Linked DNA regions of Mus musculus: regions 1 and 2 are each linked to region 3. The links are chromatin loops, found by intact Hi-C in ENCODE. Cell type or tissue: heart. All regions are shown on one strand. Each heading gives the region's core, and the rest is flanking DNA. Links, peaks and the distances in the headings are about the cores only.

Evidence for each region. Hi-C counts contacts between places; a loop is a spot of excess contacts. Peaks named below come from ENCODE experiments on the same cell type or tissue, not always from the same donor. Only the 100,000 strongest peaks of a DNase experiment are listed, where the experiment ranks them.
Region 1: a loop joins it to region 3, with 8 times the contacts of the local background. A loop is called at or near these places in 5 of 42 quality-filtered maps.
Region 2: a loop joins it to region 3, with 3.0 times the contacts of the local background. A loop is called at or near these places in 4 of 42 quality-filtered maps.

What each region holds. Positions count from the first base shown.
Region 1 is chr2:17,621,205-17,627,379 of GRCm38, forward strand. It overlaps a transcript of Nebl not described here. Among named protein-coding and RNA genes, the nearest start is that of Mir6419, 61 kb to the left of the region's middle. In heart, for the core only: a CTCF peak has its summit at 2,986; a DNase peak (open chromatin) is centred at 2,957; H3K27ac peaks cover 1,190 bases.
Region 2 is chr2:17,520,177-17,526,351 of GRCm38, forward strand. It overlaps a transcript of Nebl not described here. Among named protein-coding and RNA genes, the nearest start is that of Mir6419, 40 kb to the right of the region's middle. In heart, for the core only: no CTCF peak of the experiment used is centred there; a DNase peak (open chromatin) is centred at 3,865; H3K4me3 peaks cover 630 bases; H3K27ac peaks cover 3,141 bases.
Region 3 is chr2:17,457,748-17,463,922 of GRCm38, forward strand. It overlaps Nebl (nebulette), which reads right to left and starts at 5,109. Exons shown (of 26, transcript NM_001362722.1): 1 at 4,920-5,109; 2 at 2,711-2,798; 3 at 2,538-2,609. The coding sequence starts at 2,791. In heart, for the core only: no CTCF peak of the experiment used is centred there; a DNase peak (open chromatin) is centred at 2,904; H3K4me3 peaks cover 2,650 bases; H3K27ac peaks cover 4,837 bases.

The sequences.
Region 1 (6,175 bases), core at 756-5,755, 160 kb after region 3:
CCAAGATGGGAAAAAAGGCTTAAGCAAATCTTTAAAAATCCAGTTTCAAGGAAAGTATCGACAATTCACAGTACTGGCAATACTTCCTGAGACCGTGAGATATTCTATGAGGACCAATACTCAGAAGGTAATAATTTTCTCAACGGGTTAATGGGACTTTGAAGGAAAACAGGATGGGGGTGGAAGGTCTATGGTGTCAGTTACAGGTCCTTTGACATGGTGTCAACATTGCTTACACACAAAAGCTATAACATAAAACCATTATGAGCATAAATGAAAGTCCACCAGTCTGCTTCACTGGCTCCAAGGAACTGGGGAGCCTCTCCTGCTGCGGGCTCTATCACTCACTAGTCCTGCCACTTGCGCATGTAATCCAACCCCCACCCCAACCCTGTGCCTAAGGTATGTAGCTCACAGATCTGAAGGAGTATCTGCAAAGTTCTCTAGTAGGTCCAGCCTACAGTGTGGTCTGGGTTCCATGAAGAGCCTCATTCAAAATTGCTTCTACCACTTATAGCTGACCCTTTACTATTGTTGTGAGTTATTTTTTCCCACCCTTTATCCCCCTGATTTCATCATCTATCACTAGATAGGAGAGAAAGAAGGATAGAGGAGAGGGGGAGAGGGAGAGAGGGATGGAGGGAGGGAGGGAGAGAGAGAGAGAGAGAGAGAGAGAGAGAAAGAGAGAGAAAGAGAGAGAGAGAGAGAGAGAGAGAGAGAGAGAGATCCCTGGACCTAATTTTTTTTTCTTCTTGTTTCTTCTTTCAGCATGACAAGCCCCAACCAACCACCCTGAACACCTGCCTACAAGGGTCCTAGCATTTATAGACCCCCCCTGAAAAGTTCCTAGAATTCCAAATGTTACACAATCTGCAGCTGGCAAAATCACATCTCTGCAAGAGCATGAGGTATGTCAGTGTCAGCTGCTGAGACGCAATCCCATATCCCCACACCTAGGATTAAAATGAAAACATATTCTTAAAATATTTCTGTGATTTTTGAAGAAATCGAAATTCCAAAATTCTCACTACATACCATCCACTGGGTTGTAAGTCTGAAGTGTCCAGTAATATAGCCAAATTGCTATATGGGTCTCAAGCACAAATTAATGACTCAGAGTGTTCACTACAGTGAGACACACATTAAAATCAGTCAGGATGGCTTAGCTGGATGGCCCTGAGGCTGGGGGCACAATGGTCTGTCTGTTCTTGCAGCTTGGCAGTCACAGGGTGTCTTAGTCAGGGTTTCTATTCCTGCACAGACATCATGACCAAGAAGCAAGCTGGGGAGGAAAGGGTTTATTCGGCTTACATTTCCACATTGCTGTTCATCACTGAAAGAAGTCAGGACTGGAACTCAAGCAGGTCAGGAAGCAAGAGCTGATGCAGAGGCCATGGAGGGATGTTCTTTACTGGCTTGCTTCCCCTGGCTTGCTCAGCCTGCTCTCTTATAGAACCGAGACTACCAGCCCAGAGATGGTCCCACCCACAAGGGGCCTTTCCCCCTTGATCACTAATTGAGAAAATGCCTTACAGTTGGATCTCATGGAGGCATTTCCTCAATTAAAGCTCCTTTCTCTGTGATAACTCCAGCTGTGTCAAGTTGACACAAAACTAGCCAGTACACTGGGTAATTGTCTCAACACAGACAAATAAACAGGACTCAGAATGGCCCATGCTTGAAGTGTAGAAGAAAGTGCCAAGCAGCAGGTACTGAATGGTACAGCGAGTTAGACACCAGGCCAGACATCTCAGCATCACAAGGTAGGGATGGCTACCTGCATTTCTCAGTAGAAAATGGTGTGTCATCTTGACACTGGTAGGTAATGAGGGACTCCGTGATGACTGACTCCTCCCATGAGTTTACTCCAGTTTATATGTCTCCTGTACACAGAGCTCCCTTTTTCATTCATAAAAGGGTTTTCAAAGATAAAAGGGAAACAGATTCAATGTTTTAATCCAACCAAGTATCAGATCAGGCAACTAGAATTTGTCAAACTTGTGACAGGCTCTAAGTTAATAACAGGAAATGCAAAGAAAGACATCAGAAGACAATTCAACCAAATGTGGTGTATTGTGCCTGGGATCCTAGGAGGCAAAGGCAAAGGAAACACTGTAGGTCCCATAGTGAGTTCCAGAATAGGTGGAACTACGAAGTGAGACGACCTTGTCTCAAAAGCAAACAAACCAAATAACAACAACAAAACCCATTCTGAAGATGCAGCTCGGTGGCAGTGTGGTTACCTAGTATGTTCAGGGCCCTGGATTCAATCTACAATGTGGCAAAAATTAATTAATTAATTAGTTAATTACTATATTTTCTGACTGCTTCAAAGTGTGAAGAAGATATTCTCTTACTGATGTAATTCTCCAAATGTTGATATGTGATTTAATAAGCTCATAATTTTTAATCAAATAGCTTGCACTCAAGATCCCCTGGCTGGTTTTAACAGGGAGTAAATCAGGGTGTTCTGTACCAGCCAAGCATTTGTCTACCAAAGTTATTTCACTAAAGCTCGAATCATTTGCTACTTTGATTGAAATTCTCCATTGCCATAAATTTTTTTAGTCCTGTAACAATCGACTGAAGACAGTGGGGTCATTTCAAATTTTTTCATTTCGTAATTTAGGATACAAGCTCATAGGAATAATCACATTCAAGCGATAATAATACCAATGACCAGTAACAGCTTATAATGGCTCAGATTAAATCATATGGTGGTCAGAGAATCCAAATTAGGGAGTCATCTTTGGGACGGTTTCAACAGATATACTAAGTTCTGTTTGAAATAAAGTTGCTATTCAAAATTTCAATATAATACCATTTGGGCATCAGGACATTAATTTGTTATGCAATGTTTAAGCCCTGCCAGACGTAAATATTTCAAATCCCTGTGACTTGTTCTTCCTTCCACCAGGGTCTGACTTGGGTCATCTAAAAATAGCAGCTGTCGATGTCACCAGTTCTCTCAGGCTATGCTAGAGAGGCACTTCAAAGGGGCAGCAGTTCCATATTAAAGAGACAGGACTGCTGGTGAAGCATCTTCTAGAGAAGGGCAGGCAAAGAGCTCTTCCTCCCTATAGTACTTCCCCCAACATGGCTACTCCATTGTCCATCCCAGATCCTCTTTATGCCTATTTGGCAATGTTCATCACTCAAACAAAAGGGATGTTTCCATTCTTGGTTGGTAACAGAACTTCTGGGACCTCATACTAAAGTGTGTATCAGAGTGGTCCTAATTCCTGTTAAATACAGTGGTCTTCAGCTGGGCCCCCAGAGCTCACACACTCTCATCCTCTCAAAGACATCACTCTCGAAATCATCCACCTTTTCTTCCTACTTGTTCATGTATAAATTTGTCTTTGTTTCTCCTATTTCTTAATCTTCTTCCACCACTACAGAAATAGAAACTTAGTTGGTAGAAAGTCAGTTGGATGGCTTTTTCCTGGGGCAAACATGTGAAGGAATATTTAGCTGAAGTGGTCATGGGTAAAAGACTAAGGCAGATTCTTGAAGGAACATTTAGCTGAAGCAGATACAGGTGAAAGAATGTTCTGCTAAAGCCAGCATGTGAAAGGACACATGATGAAGGATTCTTTGCTAACAACATGCATGTATTGCTCCGCCTTCCATGGCATAGTTGAGCTGCATTTGTTGAGACCCATAGAGAGAACCACACCAAAAAACTTCTGGTGCTGTGTTGCAGTTTCTTGCTGCTTCAGTGGACTCAGGCTGATTGGCAGAGTGATGTCAGATAAGACAGATGCACGTGCTGAGGCCAGATCTGTGGAGAACACGTGATGTTTGGAGGGTATAAATAGGACTCAATGACAGAGGCGAGCCTTGCCTTGCTTATAGAGCTAGCTGTGCAATGCTTGTGGGTCTCTCATCTTTGCTGTTCTTCACTTCGCTGAGAGAGACACAGCTGACAACTCTGTTGTTCTTCCAGGTCCCTTCTGATGATTTGTGCCAAGGGCTGAGGCCTAGCTATCTCTTCTAGGTAGTGCCCCCCACTACTGATTTGTGTTTGCTATCCCAACTCTTCCCAACAGGTCTGCTGGTGTATCCATGAAGTGTTTGCTAGTAGATGCAGCTGCTGCTGCTGATCTGTGAACTGAACTGCTGATTTCCAGACAACTCAGATGGATTTTGCTCCAAAGAACCTTTCTAAACAGGTCCACTTCCCCCACATCCTTTTTTTTCTGCTACCTCTGGTGGGTGTTGGGCTAAAAGGGATGCTAAAGCATTTAAGAATCACGATTAAAAATTGAATTTGAAAAAAGCTAAAGTCACGCACTATCCCATTTTTTCTTTCCCTGTAAGTAAAGTGCCTCCCAAAACTCTGTGTTTGCTTTCTCTAACTTCTTTCCTGTCCCCTCTCATCTTCAGTATTTAACTGGAACATTCCTCACCAGGATGACAATGACCTCTCTGTTGCCAAACTAACTGCCAATTTTCCTTAGTCATCTCATTTTCTCAGTGAGCAGCTTTTGACTCAGTTACCCACTTTCCCTGCCTAAGTACTTCTACTTGATGCCTGGGACAGCATGTTCCTTAGTTTTCCTGGCATCTTTTTGAAAGGTATGGGTTTGGCTTGTATACCTCAGAAAAATATATTAATAATAGTGGGAGACTTCAACACCCCACTGTCATCAATGGACAGATCATGGAAATAGAAACTAATCAGACACAGTGAAACTAACAGAAGGTAGAAACAAATGGATTTAACAGAAATCTACACAACATTTTATCCTAAAACAAGAGGATATACCTTCTCAGCACCTCATGGTACCTTCTCCAAAACTGACCATATAGTCAGTTACAAAACAGGTCTCAATAGATACAAGAAAATTTAAATAATCCCATGCATCCTATCAGATCACCACGGACTAAGGCTGATCTTCAATAGCAACATAAATAATAGAAAGTCCACATACATGTGGAAGCTGAACAACACTCTGCTCAATGATAACTTGGTCAAGGAAGTAATAAAGAAAGAAATTAAAGATGTTTTAGAGGATATTGAACTCTTACTGCCCACAGACTAAGATTACGATCCTATTTGGAAATAAGGTCTTTGCAGATTTAACCAACTTAAGGTGAGGTTTGGGTGACCCTTAATTCTATATGATAAGCATGCTTCCAAAATAGCATAATACAGACAGGCTCAGAGGGAAGATGATGTAGAGACACATGAAAATGGTGGTTCACTATGTGACTGTAGTATGAGCAAGCCAACCTCAAGACTGTCAACCAACCCTTGAAAGTAGAAAGGTAAGGGAGAAACCCCCTCATCCTGGTGAGACTAACTTCACACTTCAACCTCCAAAGTGTAAGGATACCTTAGTGTTATTTTAGGCCACTGGGTTTACCTCATGACTGTAACCACAGGGCACAAATAGACTGACAGTCAGCCTTGTCATGGATGGGTTGTTTGTCCTCACCCATGGTGGAAATGCCTTGGGCAGCATTACTACATACCTTCCCTCCATTACCACCCACCTATACCTCAGCTACTCTACAGCTTGCTTGGTGCATCCTTTCCTGTTGTCCACACTCAACACTCTACCAGACAGTATAGGCGACTCTTGTCCAGTTTCTATCAGAGATCTCAAATCCAACAAGTCTCAAACCAAAGCATTGATTCTTTCCTCCCAAAACACCGGTGTCTTCTTCAGTTTCTCCCATTTCCACAACAACCAACTGTTCAGGCAAACAAAGAGCACACACAGTGTGCCCACTGTTTCTTCACTTTTCCAGTAGCACATCCCAAAAGCAGATCCTGGGGGCTCCATGACTTCTTCCAGCCTCTCCCAACCTTATTTCTGAAGTGGAAACCCATAGGTTCTTAGTGCGGTATTCCAGGTAGGATTGCCTCTTAGCTATAGGGCTGAGGGGTCTCCTTACTCCCACCCTTGTCTCCTTTCCTTTCCTCTTCCTTGGAGGGAAAACCAAAAAACCTAAGTGACCTATGCTTCCTCACCCGCCACTCTGATTTCATTTTTGGCATCTGTCTTCTCCTCTTCTATACAGTACTCCCTCCTCTAACTGTTCTGTTTCCAGGATGCCAGCATACACCAGTCTCCCGCTTTTACACAAACTCTTCCCTCAAATACTTCATAGCTCTTCCCAACTTCCTTCTGGTTTCTGAGCAGATGTCTCCCTGTTCTAGAAA
Region 2 (6,175 bases), core at 813-5,812, 63 kb after region 3:
CCAATGCTATCCCAAAAGTCCCCCATCCACTCCCCCACCCACCCACTCCCACTTCTTGGCCCTGGCATTCCCCTGTACTGAGGCAGATAAAGTTTGCATGACCAATGGGCCTCTCTTTCCACTGATGGCCGACTAGGCCATCTTCTGATACATATGCAGCTAGAGACACGAGCTCTGGGGGGTACTGGGTAGTTCATATTGTTGTTCCACCTATAGGGTTGCAGATCCCTTTAGTTCCTTGGTTACTTTCTCTAGCTCCTCCATTGGGGGCCCTGTGATCCATCCAATAGCTGACTGTGAGCATCCACTTCTGTGTTTGCTAGGCCCTGCCATAGTCTCACAAGAGACAGCTATATCAGGGTCCTTTCAGCAAAATCTTGCTAGTATATGCAATGGTGTCAGCGTTTAAAGGCTGATTATGGGATGGATCCCTGGATATGGCAATCACTAGATGGTCCATCCTTTCATCTCAGCTCCAAACTGTGTCTCTGTAACTCCTTCCATGGGTGTTTTGTTCCCAATTCTAAGAAGGGGCAAAGTGTCCACACTTTGGTCTTTGTTCTTCTTGAGTTTCATGTGTTTAGCAAATTGTATTTTATATCTTGGGTATTCTAAGTTTCTGGGCTAATATCCACTTATCAGTGAGTACATATTGTGTGAGTTCCTTTGTGATTGGGTTACCTCACTCACAATGATGCCCTCCAGGTCCATCTATTTGCCTAGGAATTTCATAAATTCATTCTTTTTAATAGCTGAGTAGTACTTCATTGTGTAAATGTATCACATTTTCTGTATCCATTCCTCTGTTGAGGGGCATCTGGGTTCTTTCCAGCTTCTGGCTATTATAAATAAGGCTGCTATGAACATAGTGGAGCATGTGTCCTTCTTACCGGTTGGAACATCTTTTGGATATATGACCAGGAGAGGTATTGCGGGATCCTCCGGTAATACTTTGTCCAATTTTCTGAGGAACTGCCAGACTGGTTTCCAGAGTCGTTGTACAAGCTTGCAATACCACCAACAATGGAAGAGTGTTCCTCTTTCTCCACATCCACGCCAGCATCTGCTGTCACCTGAATTTTTGATCTTAGCCATTCTGACTGGTGTGAGATGGAATCTCAGGGTTATTTTGATTTGCATTTCTCTGATGATTAAGGATGTTGAACATTTTTTCAGGTGCTTCTCAGCCATTTGGTATTCCTCAGGTGAGAATTCTTTGTTTAGCTCTGAGCCCCATTTTTTAATGGGGTTATTTGATTTTCTGGAGTTCACCTTCTTGAGTTCTTTATATATGTTGGATATTAGTCCCCTATCTGATTTAGGATAGGTAAAGATCCTTTCCCAATCTGTTGGTGGCCTATATAAGTCTTTATAAGATTTTTTTATGTTTGGTTTGGGTTTTGCTTTTTTTGTTTGTTTGTTTGTTTGTTTGGGTTTGGGGGGTTGGGTTTTTTTTGTTTTTTGTTTTTGGTTTTTTTGAGACCGGGTTTTTCTGTATAGCCCTGGAACTCACTTTGTAGACCAAGCTGGCCTCAAACTCAGAAATCTGCCTTCCTCTGCCTCCCAAGTTCTGGGATTAAAGGCGTGTGCCACCACGCCCGGCGGGTTTTGCTTTTTTATGTACTCTGACTTCAATGTTCTAGAACATGGGTAGTCCTTGCATTTTCAATATTCTTAGATTTTTAGGTCATACAGTAAGAAGCCATAAACCATACCTTACTGAGAAAGTATTGCTTCAGTCATTCTATAAAACTATAGAAGTCACCACATATTTAAGAAGCACACAAGAAAATGTAGGTATTGTCAAGCAATATAGCAAGAATGAAAAGAAATCAAAGCAATTTCTAAAAGTAAAGACCCTTCTAGAGTGGGATTTTGATAAGAAAGAAGACACAAAATATATTACTATTTTATAAATTATTGCCTCATGTGGCTACTCAGTGCACATTTACTGAGCATGGGTTGCATACCAAGTACTAACTGGGCCACCAGAAATCTTGTATTGAAAGAGCATATTAGTCCCTTCCTTTACTGTGACATTTGTCCTAAGAAAGGTGTTATGAGCCATGACTGAGAAATAGGGAGAAAGCTAAGCTAGCCCAAAACAGAAGAAGCGTGGGGAGGTATATGGCAACTCCTTTGTTCTCCAGCTTATCACTGTGCTGGATCACACCTTTCTATAGTCTAATGTGGAGCAGAGGAGGAAAAAATGCCAATGGACCCATAGAAGGAGATAGCAAGAGCAGAAAGATCAAGAACAAAGAGACCTGCTGGTAAGTATGGTAGAACATCATTAACAGTGTCAGAGTGTGGTCCCTTCTGTGGCATGGGTCTCAAGTTGGACCAGTCATTGATAGGCCATTCCCTCACTTTCTGCTCCATCTTTACTCCTGCACATCTTGTAGGCAGGAAAAATTGTAAACTGAAGATTTTGTGACTGGGTTGGTGTTCCAGTTCCTCCACTGAAGGCACCTTATAGGAGATGCCAGGTTCAGGCTCCATATCCCCTATTGCTAGGGTCATACTCATAGATTCCTGGAAATTTCCATTGCCTGGTACAACTATTATCAGAGAGGCCACTGATGGAAAGAGATGCAGAGACCCACAGCCAAACATTAGGTGGAGCCAGAAAAATTCTACAGAAGAGGGGGAGAAAGGATTGTAGGAGCCAGAGAGGTCAAAGACAACACAAAAAAACCTACAAAATCAACTAACCTGGCCCCAAAGGGACCCATAGAGACTGAACTGCCAAACGGGCAGCATGGATGGGACTGACATAGACCTTTGCACATATGTAAAAGCTGTGCAGCTTGGTCTTTATGTGGGACTTCTGACAGCAGGAACAGGGCTGGCTTTTTTGTCTACCTTTGGGACCGTTTCCCCCTACTGGGTGGCTCCTCTAGCCTAAACGGGAGACGAGCCTAGCCTTATTGCAACTGGTTATGCCAAAGCTAGTAGATATCCATGGGAGGCCTGCCCTGTTCTAGAGAGAAAGGGAGGGGGGATGGGGTGCTGGAGGGGTGAAGGCAGGACTGGGAGCAGAGGAGGGAGAGGAAACTGTGGATGTAAAGTAAATTAAATAATGAAGAAAGGAGAAATGAAGGGAGGGAGGGAGGGAGGGAGAGAGGGAGGGAGGGAGGGAGGGAGGGAGGGAGGGAGGGAGGGAGGGAGGGAGGGAGGGAGGAAAAGCCCACAGGGCTCAGAGACAAGAGGGACATCAAAGCTCAAATCTCAGCTCTCGGTAAACCAGGGATAGCCCTTGTTTTCCAGGCAAAGTATTTTCTATATTATCTTAAAGGCAGTAGGGATCCATGGACATATTCTAAAAGAAAGTTTGAAACAATCAAATGTGTGTTTTAGGAATAATTTGCAAGAGATCATGTGGCGAACGACCTGGGATGGAGCAAGAGCAATCAAGACTACTGCAGAAACCCAAGTAAGGAACAGGGGCCTGTTCCAAACAGAGGAGACAGTGTGCTCTGCTGTGCATTCTGGAGATTGAAGAATACTGACTGAAAGTGTAGACAATCTCTTTTCTCTTAAAGTTAATGAAGTAAAACTATGAGGTGTATAAAATACTGCTTACAGCCAGACTGTGGACTGTAACATGTGAAATGACTGTGGGCAATAAGATTAACCCTCCTCAGGGCACTGCAAGGATTCAAGAGGGGAGGAAGATCACTAACCAGTTGGTGAGTGCATGCTGGGGTCAGGGGTCAGGACTTCATTTTCCAGTGGTGTCAAATTGGCTGAAACAAGAGGAATGACTCACAGGAAAGTCCAGAGCAGATATCAAGTCCAGGCCTAAAAGAAACGGGCAAACGGTGTTGACAAGCAGTGGAAGATAAGGCCGGAAATAGTTCAGGGCAATTGTGAAAGGTCACTGGAGTCCATAAAGGGCATAGGAAGGCAGACTTCATCCTGCTGGGGGGGGGGGGGGGGCAGAGGAGGGTTTTATTTAATGGGTCACGAGCAAGATCTTGGTGAAGCAGATACTTAAGTAAGACTAATCTGAGGATGGAATTCCCGGTAGCACGGGAGATCATGAGGTGCTTCAAAGGAAGACAAAAGCCCAGTGCAGGAGCTGCTGTAGAGACTGAAACAGGAAGGCACGTGGTAAGCCTGGAAGCCTAGAAATGGGGAGGCAGGTGGTCTCAAAAGCAGCACCTCAAAAAATCACCTCTGGATGCCTAATCTGGATCCAAGCGGAAGTCACAGGTGCCTAGTCTCATATTTCGGTGGCTGCTTTCAAAGCTCCCCTCAAGGCAAAGCTATTTAGCAAGAAGCCCTGTTCTTGCCATGCACGAGTGATTACTGGTCTGAGACATATTTGTTTCTTTAAGTGACTGTGGCTAAAAAATTAGGGATAAAAAGCAGAGATCAGCCTTTGAAGTCCTGCCCTACGTGAAAAAATAAAGCAAAGCCAGCTGTGAGGGACACCATAAATGGGAAAGAAAGGGCCAAAAGGTAATTTTCCATATATTTTTCACAGGAAAGTGTAACTATTCCTTATAGAAATCCTTTCCCTGAGGAGAGAGGTTGTTCAGAGGGTCTAATTAAACAGTGTGTCAAAGTGTTCCGAAACCCATGAACTATTCATGAACATGTGTTAGACATTACAAGGAAAATATGTGCTATTGTCCCATCGATTTCTTTGGCATACTTCATCCTTGCTGTCAGAAAGCACCCTACTGACCCACTGTTACACTGGATTCTATCGGGGTTACTAACAGAGATGAGCTGGAGGTGAAATGCAGCCTGTTAAAGCGAGCTAGGAGGTCACCCTAAAAACACAAGCCTTCAAGGGTTTACATGTTAGCCATCAACTTCATAATTTATAGATTATGTTAATAAAACCATGATGGGTTATAATAAAATACCACCCCATTTTCCTTACATGCTATTTAGTGTACTGAACTACTTAAAGTCAAGAGCTTCTGTATAAAATTTTACTTAATGATACAAGTTATAGTGCCTGTATTAGGAGGAGACTTAACAAAAAAATCCATTTGCATGCTGCATGACTTTCTAATTTTTATCTTTCTCTCCTTTCAAAGCCTACGTCTGTGTTTGCTGTGTACCAACAGAAAGCAAGCTCCCCCAAGTCAGTTGTTTGGATTCATATAAGACCTAATTGCCTCCTACAGGATAATTTTGCCACCAGTTTACAATTAGCATGCATTTCTCATGCATGAGTTGACCCAATTACATAACAAATTTTACCTTTGGGGATTTCTCTTGACTGCTTGTCTTCTGTCCACCATACAGCTCAATTTTACACTGTCAGCAGCTGAACATGGTTACAGTCAGTCTCTGTCAAAATGATTTATTTAAATTACAAACAGAGACTAAATCCCGAGATAATCATGCCTGCGCTCTCACGCTCACCCTTACACTCAACCTAACTTTGAATCAAATCTTTTAATAGTCCATAGCCATTGTATTCAATTATTTGGTCTCAATAATCCAATATTTCTGAAGCTAACTTATAAAGTCCCGGGGAACTAAATCAGCAGTGTCCTTGTGAGTTTATTAATGGGCCTATAATTTATTTTACATTCTAAGTCAATGAAAATTTATGTGGCTATATCAAAAGAGTTAGGATTAATTACATTTCAGTATCAAATTACGGACAGCTTTTGATCTTTGCTTTTCTTGCAAAGCAAGCAAGCTTTCCTTATGAATGGATATGGTGGGTTCCAAGTGGTAGCAGTGAAAGTAGAGTTGGGAAACAGGATACATAATCAAAGCTGTAGACACAGAGTAAAAGAAATGGTCTGGTGGGCAGTGGTGTAAGGACACTCACATAGACACACAAACTGTGCAGCAAAGACAGGCACAAGCTCAAGCCGGTCTGATAAGAATCCACTTACCATTTCCATCCATCTCAGAAAGCCTGGCATTCTCTCATTGCTTTCTTTCTCTTTCCTCTTCACGTGATACCTTCCTTCCACCTATGATGAATTAGAAAACAAACAGTGTTTATCTAAGCCAGGAAGGCTGTAAAAAAACCTCTTGGGGCTTGATTTTACCATTTTGTTTCCCAATCTTTCCCCACACTGTGAGTTAATTGAAAGTGCAGCCCCTAGGTGTGCTTAAGCAGGCACAGGGAAAGACATCAGTCATCTCTGGCAGGCCACACTGAGTCCTTGCACTACTGAGCATGCTGCCTCAC
Region 3 (6,175 bases), core at 651-5,650:
AAAGACAGACTAACAAAAAACAGCTAGCCCCTCTAGGACAGGATGGTTGATAAAGCCACCAAAGCATTTGAGGTGTTCCCTTTTGATTTTGGCATGATGGCTGAAAAAGACTGGTGTCCTAGGTTAAATGCGGGGCACCAATCTAGTCCTTCCCAATTAGAAACACCATATAATACAGGCTCAGCCAGAACTCAGGTCTATTTAAGGTGACAGAACATCAATTTTATACCTATTATTTTAACTCTATGACTGATGTATTTTAGACAACAAGCTGGCTATGCTACTATACTGCAGAGATGAAATTTTTAAGTATAAGTTGATTTGAAGAAAAAGAAATTTCAAATATAAGGCCATTTGCTCCCCATAAAATTACTGATGTCACTAAAGAAGAACAATAAACTTTCAGTTATAGTTCACTGAAACATTTAGGAACATAAACATTTAATTTATTCAATATTTGGTTGTTAGCTTATTTGGTTTGCAGTTGAGAACCTTGTACATGCTAGACACACATTCCGCTCCTCAACTGTAATGTCAGCCCTAATATTTGGTATTAAGATGATGGTGTAAACCCTTCATATAATTTTTATTTTAGAAATTAGTGTATTTTTTCAGAATCTTTATTGATCCATGTAAAAATTCTAACAGCTAAACGAGTGTCTTATCAGTACGGAAGCCTACGATGAAGTGAAATATGAGCACATATCCAGTCATGAATTAAGGGACAATAATCATATTCTAAATACTTAAGTAGTCCAGACATTCCACCATGAAACATAAATCTACAATAAACAGAGATCTCTCCCATGTGCTTGATCTCACCTAAAGAAGAGAGAATGTGTGGTGCTGGCAGTCACCGAGTATAAAAAGCCATTGTGCCTCCCTACAAGAAGGTTCCTAAGTCACCAATAATAATCCTCCCCCAAACACTCCAATATATCACCTGCCGAATTAGAGCTGCAGCCCAGCAATAACTACACTTCAGTGAAAACATACCAGAGTGGGAAGAGGCAGCACCTTCAAGCTGCCTCTAAATGGTGACATGGCTGTCACTAAGTAGATGTGTGAGGGAGTAACAAGCTTTGCATGGGTATTCACTCTGAGAAGCAACAGTGGAGTAAAGTGAAATGGCGGACGTGGGGCGGGGGGAGGAGGGCGATGAATAAGAGTCCCACCCTGACAATCAACAACACCTGGCATGTGGTGCTCAATACATCTTAACTGCCACTGGTGTCAAGATCATAATTATCACAGCCAATGTCTTATTATTGCAGTTTACAAAACATATTTCACATGCTAAGCAACTTCTGGTTATAACTAAGCAATAACACAAATAAATAAATAATTCAAAGTTGAATTATGTAACATGTTATGCCAAGAATTTGGGAAGAAGTATGCCCATTTTTATCTACTACAAAGTTGGTCAAAAGATAAAAAAGTTACCGATAGAGTAACTTAGGGTAGCTATCCCTTATCAGTCACCACAGTGTTTTGAAGAGTAACTGCAGCATTTTTTATGTACATCTCATCTTAACTATAATCATTATACTTGAAGAGCTAAATCCACCAGCATCAATAATATTTCCAAGGTTATTGTCGAGTTGACTCTAGCAAGTTGGCCTTGGAGAACTGACCAAAGTATTACGCTACTGCCTAGGAAACAAACTTGCAAATTACAAAGAACAGTTGCAGCCAGTTTTGTGCTCAGCTCCCTGAATTCAGATACAAACACACTTCATTTCATAGAGCTCCATGTTTTTTAAGCCAGTAGTTCTCTTACATTGTTTATGAGTATTTGGTGGGTTCTCATACCAAGTAAGAAATAGTCTTGCTTATAAATTTAGAATTCTAGTTTATAAATTTATCATGTATGTGGATGTGTTTACATTAAATAACTCTAGGATTTCATTTGGAATAGCATATAAACTAGCTTTAGTTCCTAAAAACAAAATTTTTTTAATGATATTATCATGTGAACCAGTGTTTGCAGTGTACAATTCCATTAACACATACACACACACATACACACACACACACATACACACACATACACACACTATATTGCAAAGAAATGTTAGATGCAATTAAAAGCAAATGGAAAAGTATTGACTTTGACAGAAACTTCAAATGGCCTTCAGAATGTTAAGTACTATTCATTTAGATAAAGGCCTTCCATATTGAAAGTCATTCACTTAGAGATCCTTCCAAGACAAATGATATCGTTCTGCTAATTTTAAAGTCTTGGGGGTTCTCAAACATGAGCTTGATAACACAACACCATAAAACATAGTATGACTACACAACCCGGAAGAGACAGAATCTGGATTAGGAATGAGGACAATTATTCCATTAGACAATCACTGTCTATATGACCTTGGTGAAATCACCTAACATGTCTGGACTTAGTTCTATGATCTAGAAAATGACAGTGCTCTAACTGGTAACCTCGGGAGTTTTCTCTCCAGCCCCATGACTCTACAACACAGCCATTCCACGTAAAGGAAGCAAATAAGATAAAAGTCTTTAAAGCCACTTACGTCACTAATGAGCTCGGTGCACTTTCTGGCCAGTTCCATGCTGAGGTCTTCAATAACAGGTTTCAGAGACACCTATGTGAAAATTAAAAAGAAAGAGGGAGGGAGAAGGTCTGATTTTCCCTTATCTGTTAAAGGACAGAGTTCTGTGCTTAAGTGAGTTCTTTCTTGCTCACCTTGGCTTCCTGGTTTTCTTCCTGCTCCACATTTTCCTCCTCAGTTTCCTCTTTTACATCCCCGGATACAGGTACCTTCATCTTTACCCTATGAAGATATTAATGCTTTCAAACTGTGTCTTCTCAGGAACTACCACACCCGTGAGCTACCAAGTCTCTGGGGCACTGGAAGCAAAGGCTTGCCAGACTTTATCCCTGGCTCATGTCACTCCTTATCTCAATGGTGTGTCAGTGAACACCCAGGAGCCTCAGGGTCTGCCAGGCCCAGCCTCACAAGTGAAAACTCTCTCCTAAGTCAAAGCTCAACTTTACAAACTTAAAATCAACATTCTTAGGATAGCATAGGAAACCCAAGACAAAATGGTTTTTTTTTATCTTCTACTAATGAATTTTAAATCAATTAATCAATTAATTTTAAAAATTGTTTTAAAGGGACTTGACAATTCTAGAAATCTACTCAGCTATAACACCTAAGATAGCACCGGCCTAAAGCCTTTATCCCAAAGATATCTCAACTTGGTCTAAATAAAGCCTCCTCTGGAATGTCAGTCATTCTGTTTCCATATAGAGACTCCGTACCATACAAATTTATTTCATTAACTTAAATTAAATGTTTTATGAGGTTTTAGTGTACTTCTCACATCCCCCAAAACTACTCACTTCATATTAGCTGATTAGAGGCTAATAATTTATTACAAAAAGCCCTTTGAACCACTTCAAAGAATCTATTCTGAGTTAATTACAACTGCTAATCTCAAATTAGGGAATACTGTACCATATTAATCGTAAACATCATTAAACATGAGAAGTTGAAGTTAATATATGTTGATATATTATTTAAGACTTCAGGAAACATCGCTGCATTGGAAATAATTATGCTCTGCATTTTTGTCATTGTGTGAATTTTCACTAACTCACTAGTATCTTTTATAGTCTCACTGTATCCCACACTTGGAAAACTAAGAAATTACATTACCATATTTGTTGTGTAGACTATCTTACTAGTTCAATAATTAAGAAAACTCTTCTAAATAAATCCTTTATTGTCGATTTAAGCAATTCTAAGAATCTCTCATTCCTGATGTGTTAATTTGGCTGTTTAAATTTTAAGGTAAAATTGCTTTTTATAAAAGTATTGCATATCAGTGATCAGTGTTAGAAAAACACCCCATGGTGACTAATTAAATTAATTACATAAAATAGAGCTTTATCCAAAATAATACTTCATTCCTACATAGCCAAATATATTTTGATATCATCTTGTTTTCAATTTATTTTTAATAACTTGTAAAATATTTTTAATTTAAAAAAACACCCTGAAGTTAAGAAGATCTAATGTCTATATATCCCATTGAACATCTATGAAGGTAGAATAGTGATTCTGAAGTTGTGGAGCTAGTTTCATGTTACATTTTATATAGTCTTAACTATTGAATATCTATCTCTGTACACGTCCTTATCAGTTTTTAAAAGAAAAATGCCCCAGCCTTATCTAATAAGTCATTCGAATTCTGAACATCCATCAAAAACCATACTGTTTCTCACATGCTTTTCCAAAAGGCAAAACTGTACCACAAAAAAAGGTTGATAAGGCAAAAAACAATGACCTAAAACAAATCTCTTCAAGAAACCTATAAAGAAATTTCTATAGTTGTCAGGATGAGTGTTACACACCACAGTGACACATGCAGAGACCTGTGATGACCGTCAATCAAAAGCCCTACCCAACTTACTAAATCTTTCCCTTCTAAAAGAAGAATCCTGTCTGCCTCCTGTTTCCACATCTATTCTGCCTACTATTGTCTCTTAATGGCATCCAGTGCCCTCTGTGAAATGTGACTTAGGAAAACATTGTTACGTCTGACTAACTTCTTCATGATTTGCTGGCTTTCTCATTAAACAGTTTTGAATAGAGGTCAAATTAAGGGTATCACAGACCCCACTTAACCAGCAAAATGCCAGAAAGGAACTGTCCCCGGAATGCTAAATTGGGAAACTTTGAGATAACAGCCATGTCGTCCCTCACGTCTACTGGAATTCTTTTCGTTTGTTATAAACTTGTCCTGTAAGGAGAATTTGCAATCTATAAGTTTCCCTCATGTCCTCTCCCTAAGGCTGTCTTTTGCTTCTGTAGAGGCTCCTCTGTGCTACCTTCAGGAAGGAAATGCTTTCTACGGAGGAATAATTTCTAAAAACTTTTCTTGCAAACCTTCAGAAGTACATAGGAAAAAATATCCCAACGCTGTCCAAGATGAACCTCTTAGCTTCCACTTCAGATGACAATGCTCATGTTGCTTTGGGTGATGTCTGTTTCCATAGTGAATGGCGTGCCTGAGGCTTAAGCAGGATTTCTTCTCATCTTCAATCTTGCTGTGAGTTCTTAATGGTTCTTCGCTGGGCTGCAATAAAATAATCAGTTAACCTTTAATGCACAAAAGTTTCAAAGACACACCAAACACCACACATAATATGAACATATTTTTTCTTTTAAGAGGTCAGAATCAGAATTTTAAAGTCACATTACTAAAATCTTTAAAGCTTGCATTTCCAGCCAATTTAGGAGATGGGAGCAAAGCAATCACAACTTCAAGCCCAGCCCAAGCTACAGAGAGAGCTTCATCCCAACCTGGACAACTTAGCAAGACCATGTCTTAAATAAACATAAAAAGATGGCTAGGAACACAGCTGGCTTATTACCAAGTTTGCTTGCTTCTATGCAAGGCCTTCTGTTGGGCCCCAGTGCTGACAACCATCACAAACCCTCACTTAGAATGCTTTCCTTCAGAGAGGACAAACAGAAGGCTAAGAACAGTGAACTATTTGCTTCCTTTGCAAAACAGTGTGATAGGAACTGCTTAGTACACACTGATGCCTGCTTAGTACACACTGATGTTGTTATGCTGGTTCTACACCAGGATAAGGAGATCCAGTAGTAAGTAGCACATACCCTGGCAGGAAAAAAATCACCTCAAAACTTGCTGAGTGAACTCTTTAATGGACTTTCTGGCAAGCCACATACACCATTACTTTTGATTTAGTGTGTCTTCTTTTCATTTGCATAAGAAGATAGTATAAAAGTCATGTCAAATTTCCTCTATATTTTTTAAGCCCTGATTTTATCAGTCAAGCTTTTCTGTCAATAGGTATAAACTCTGACTTGGGGAATTTGTTAGAAAAGGGTCCTTAGTGGGCAGTTATTACGTTTCAAAAATACCTATCCTTTTTCGTAAATCCTAGTGTAAGTTTAATGTTGTATTATCATAAATTACAATTGAGTTCTGAGCTGAGATGGGAGATACCAGAAAATATGATGCCTCAGACCATGGGATGCTTTAGATTACAGACACTGGGGAATCAGCAGAATCTGGAAAGAGCTCTTCTTTGAAAATTCTTTATTTACACAAAGGCTGCTTCTACCAAAAGCGAACATAGTGGGCTTCTACCATGTTATTTCATCAACCAAGA